Regions from separate parts of the Homo sapiens genome. Here region 2 is linked to region 1. A link is an interaction called in ENCODE POLR2A ChIA-PET data of the cell type or tissue named here. Cell type or tissue: CD4-positive, alpha-beta T cell. All regions are shown on one strand.

Evidence for each region. Peaks named below come from ENCODE experiments on the same cell type or tissue, not always from the same donor. Only the 100,000 strongest peaks of a DNase experiment are listed, where the experiment ranks them.
Region 2: POLR2A ChIA-PET joins it to region 1 with 6 read pairs; 6 of 35 experiments call an interaction of 5 or more read pairs at or near these places.

Annotation. Positions count from the first base shown.
Region 1 is chr6:42,393,655-42,396,154 of GRCh38, forward strand. The region is part of intron 2 of TRERF1 (transcriptional regulating factor 1); the gene reads right to left. Among named protein-coding and RNA genes, the nearest start is that of TRERF1, 57 kb to the right of the region's middle. In CD4-positive, alpha-beta T cell, no CTCF peak of the experiment used is centred here; a DNase peak (open chromatin) is centred at 1,517.
Region 2 is chr6:42,203,801-42,206,300 of GRCh38, forward strand. No RefSeq gene overlaps it. Among named protein-coding and RNA genes, the nearest start is that of GUCA1B, 10 kb to the left of the region's middle. In CD4-positive, alpha-beta T cell, no CTCF peak of the experiment used is centred here; no DNase peak of the experiment used is centred here.

The DNA of each region.
Region 1 (2,500 bases):
CTGCAGCATTAGGTGAATGAGCAAAAGAAATGGAAGGCAATTTAGATGACTAAATATAGGGGAGCTGGTTAAATAAGTTATAGAACTTCCGCATAATAGAATGCTGTGCCACCACAGAAAGTCAGGTTTTAAAAGAGCAGTGTACAACTAGGAAATCCTCACAATAGAGTTTTTAAAGCACATTACATAACAATATGTGCAATATGATTCCAGTTCTGTAAAAATGAACAAGCAGGCAAACTCTCCAATGTATATATGCAGGAAAAAAAAAAAAAAAAAGACTGGGATGTAAACTTCCAAATCCTCACACTGGTTTCTTCCAGAAAGATGGATGTTTTTATTTTCTTCTCTATGATTTCCTATATGTTCCAACTTATTTCTGTTAACAGGTTGCTTTTATGACCATAAAACAGTAAACGGACCAGATTTTTAAATCTGGATTTTCAAAGCCTGAGAAGACTACAAAGAATCAGTGAGGTAACGCCCAGGAAGACACCCCTCTAGGGTGAAGGTCCAGGTGCTCAGGCCTCTGATACTTTCCCCATATACTCCAAAGAGACAAGCCAGGTCACCCCCAAACTCCAACTCTCCCCCCACAACACACTAACAACAGCACATCCCTCCATACCATCCCCGTGCCTCCTCCGTCAGCAGGCTATCCTGTCTACACCCTCCCCTGATCAACGCCCACCTTGGTGGGGGACAAGGCTTGGAAGGCACAGCAGAGAAGCCAGGCACAGCCAGTAATTCATGAGCACCCTCCATGTGCTGTGCAGTAAGCCAGGGCTTCACATACGGGACTGCAGATGTACACATTCATTCTAATACCTAGTCATTGCTTCCAACACTTTCCAGAGAGGAGACTGAAGTTCAGAAATAATATCCAGGCTCACTCAGCCAGCGAGTGTCCAGGATTGGGAATAAAAACCAAGTCTAACCAGAAATGGTCTATAGATGCTTAAGAGGCTTGCCCAACAACTGCACTTGGCCATTAGGAAATGCAAAACAATAATAATATAGCAATACTAATGCAAAAAAATTTCAATTCAACTTTTCATTTATACTCAGGCTGAAAGTGAAATGTACCACCAGTCCTGATTTGAGAATATTAAAAAAAAACAGATATTTAATCATTTTAAAGGAAAGAAAAGGAAAGGAGGGGGAAACCTCAGCTCTGCGCTCAACCCTCATTCAGTGAAGTAAAAATAAAAACCCAACCTCCCCCCAACACATTGTGCTTTAATGAAAGCACCAAGCCAATCTTCTTCACTACCGCCCACCACAGCCCACTTCGTTTAAATTTAGGCACCCACCAGGCAAACTGTACCCAGCCACATTCTCTGAAATGAAGTCATAAAATTCTCATCTGTAACACCGGCACTTGTTCCCAGGAAAACAAGACAGGTGGGGTAGACAGGGCCGGCACCCTTCTGGGGAGTCCAGGCTGTGCCTCAGAAGAGCCCTTTGCAAAGAGTTGGTTCCGTGACCAGGCTCAGCCCACATGGGGCTGTGTGACCTTGTGACAGCCAACTTCCCCTCTACAAAGTCAGGGTGGACTAACTAAAAGGAGCGCTAAGGCCCATCTAAATGTACAGCTCTATGGCTAAAGCCCAGATGCCCCACCCACCTCCCAACACCCAGAAAATGAACAGCAACCCAAGATGGGGGTAGAGCAGGGCTAAATTCATTGGTGTGACCTGGGGCTGCTGTCATTCTTAAGATCTGGCTCTTGCAGTATTCAGTTCTCAGGAAATGTCTGACAACAGGAGGGGGACAGAGGATTGAGCCCGCAGGAAGGCTTTGGCAATGAAGGCTCTGTGGCCACCCTTTGGTCCCATTCAGGCAAGATCGGAGAGATTTTGCCCACTCGGACTCAACAAACTCTGAGTCCCTGATGCCATACCTGGCTTTGTAAGTGTGACTGGGTCAGAGAAGAGACCGAAGAGAGAAGCTACTAGCTAATGAAAACTCTCCTCAGTTTTCTGGATGAAACTGAGGCTTGAGGGGCCTACAAGCTAGCTGGATTTTTCTTCCAACAACCTAGTCCATGGATTTTTTTCCAAGGTTCTCTTCCAGTGTTTCATGAGCGTATCTAAGCCCTTACAGTAGGTCCATGATCACCCCTCAAGCAAAGGAATGAGACACTCTAGAAAAGGGGAATACAATTACCATTCACAACTCAAGGAGAAGCACGGCCTTAACAAATGCGTAGCTCACATCTCTGTACTACAGATGCCATCAAACTACCTCACGCTCACTGAGACCTGTGGATTGACCACACTGTTCAACCAACATGTGATTCCAATTCCTGCAATCAGTGGATAAGCAACTGCCATCTGATCAATGGTCATGCACACGTGTATGTGTGCACACACACACAATTCTGGTCTTCCCCAGGCCCTGCTCCCCTTCACACCTGGAATGTCCCAAGCAGGTCTGTTCCCAGTTCGTCATCTTCTGAGCCACCCTCTAAGGACTCCATCAGAATCCAGTAGAAAAT
Region 2 (2,500 bases), 190 kb before region 1:
AACAACGCTAAGGGCTGGGTGCGGTGGCTTATGCCTGTAATCCCAGCACTTTGGGAGGCCGAGGCGGGCGGATCACGAGGTCAGGAGATCGAGACCATCCTGGCTAACACAATGAAACCCCGTCTCTACTTAAAAATACAAAAAATTAGCTGGGCGTGGTGGCGGGTGCCTGTAGTCCCAGCTACTCGGGAGGCTGAGGCAGGAGAATGGAGTGAACCTGGGAGGCGGACCTTGCAGTGAGATTGTGCCACCACACTCCAGCATGGGTGATAGAGCGAGACTCCATCTCAAAAAAACAAAAACAAAAACTCTAAGGTAAATGTTATCCCTACCCTGGAGGTAACCTGAGGTCTTTTCCAGCTGGTTCTTGAACAGTATAGCACACAAGCATCTAAAGTATCATCGGAATGGTACTGCCATTTACTGAATGTCTGTTACCTGCTCAATACTGTGCAAGGTTTTTTATCAGTTATCGAATACTCCAACCTTATTAAGCTGGAGCATTAAATATATGTCAAATGTAAGTATGTAGGTATTATTTCCTACAGACTTATTATTACCTTTACTAATGAGTACACTGAGGCCCTGACAGGGTTAAATCTCTTGCCCAAGTTTACGGCAGTCAGTGGGTTTGAACTCTTATCTGACTCATGTCTGTCTGACTCCAAAGTCCATGTTTGCTCTATTCTGTCATTCATTAGTCTTGTAATAGAACTAACTTAATAATGTAATGTAAGACAGGGATGGTTGCAGACAACTAGAAATGTTAAGAAACTAGACTAATAATTTAAAATGATTGCTTTATGTATTCACTGTGGCATGTTTAAATGGTCATAGGGCCAGGAACATATGCCATTCTTTCAAAGCACTGAAACTTGGCACTTGAACTAGTTTAGTCTGTCTTACCAGAGATCTGTAGTTATACTAAGACTCTTGGATGAGAACATGATTTTATTTAATATGAAGAAAATATAGGCTGGGCATGATGGCTGATGCCTGTAATCTCAGTATTTTGGGAGGCCAAGGCCGAAGAATCACTTGAGGTCAGGAATTTGAGACCAGCCTTGGCAACAAAGTGAGACCCCCATCTCTACAAAAAGATTAAAAAATTAGCCATGTATCATGGTACATGCCTGTGGTTCCAACTACCTGGGAGGCTGAGGCAGGAGGATCATCTGAGCCCAGGAGGTCAAGGCTGCAGTGAGCTGTGTTCATGCCACTGCACTCCAGCCTGGGCGACAGAGCAGGACCCTGACTCCAAAAAATAAAAAAATGAGCTGAGTGTGGTGGTGCACACATTTAGTCTCAGCTACTTGGGAGGCTGTGGTGGGAAGATCCCTTGAGCCCATAAGTTCGATTGTGTAGTGAGCTTTGATCGTACCACTGCACTCCAGCCTGGGCAACAGAACAAGACTCTGTCTCTACAAAAAAAAAAAAAAAAAAGAAAAAGAAAAAAGATCATCTCACTTCCTACCTGCCTTCTGGTTCATTCTATTTTTTTTCTTTTTTTTGAGATGGAGTTTCACTCTTGTTGCCCATGGCGTGATCTTGGCTCATCGCAACCTCTGAGTTCAAGGGATTCTCCTGCCTCAGCCTCCCAAGTAGCTGGGATTACAGGCATGCGCCACCACACCCTGCTAATTTTGTATTTTTAGAAGAGACAGGGTTTCTCATATTGGCCAGGCTGGTCTCCAACTCCCAACCTCACATGATCCGCCCGCCTCAGCCTCCCAAAGTGCTGGGATTACAGGCGTGAGTCACCACTCCTGGCCGGTTCATTCTATTTTTTTTTTGCCATTACTTTTAATGGCAAAAACTGCAATTACTTTTGCACCAACATATATTATCAAATCCACTCTTCTCTCACCATCTCCCATACCCACCATGGACAGAAAGTGTGACCCAGGCATTAATTCTAATTTTCAGGATATGCATTTTACTCAGAGGCCTAATTTAAAACCAACAAAAGAAAACCAAAAATCTTCTTAGCCTATCAAGATAGCTATATCCTGATAAGCTAAGAAGTTATTTTGTTTATATCATTTTTTCAGTACTGTACTTCATGCCAAACTTGTTTATATCAAGAAGCGGGCTTCAAATATGCCAAATACTTTCGTCGAAGAAATACTGCTAGTTTTGGGCCAGGCGCAGTGGCTCATGCCTGTAATCCCAGCACTTTGGGAGGCCGAGGCAGGTGGATCACGAGGTCAAGAGATCAAGACCATCCTGGCCAACATGGGGAAACCCCATCTCTACTAAAAATACAAAAATCAGCTGGGCGTGGTGGCACATGCCTGTAGTCCCAGCTACTTGGGAGGCTGAGGCAGGATAATCGCTTGAACCTGGGAGGCAGAGGTTGCAATGAGCCGAGATCGCGCCACTGCACTCCAGACCGGGTGACAGTGCAAGATTCCATCTCAAAAAAAAAAAAAAAAAAAGAAAGAAAAAGAAAAAAGAAATACTGCTAGTTTTTCTCACGTGCATGTGTGCACATGTAGTT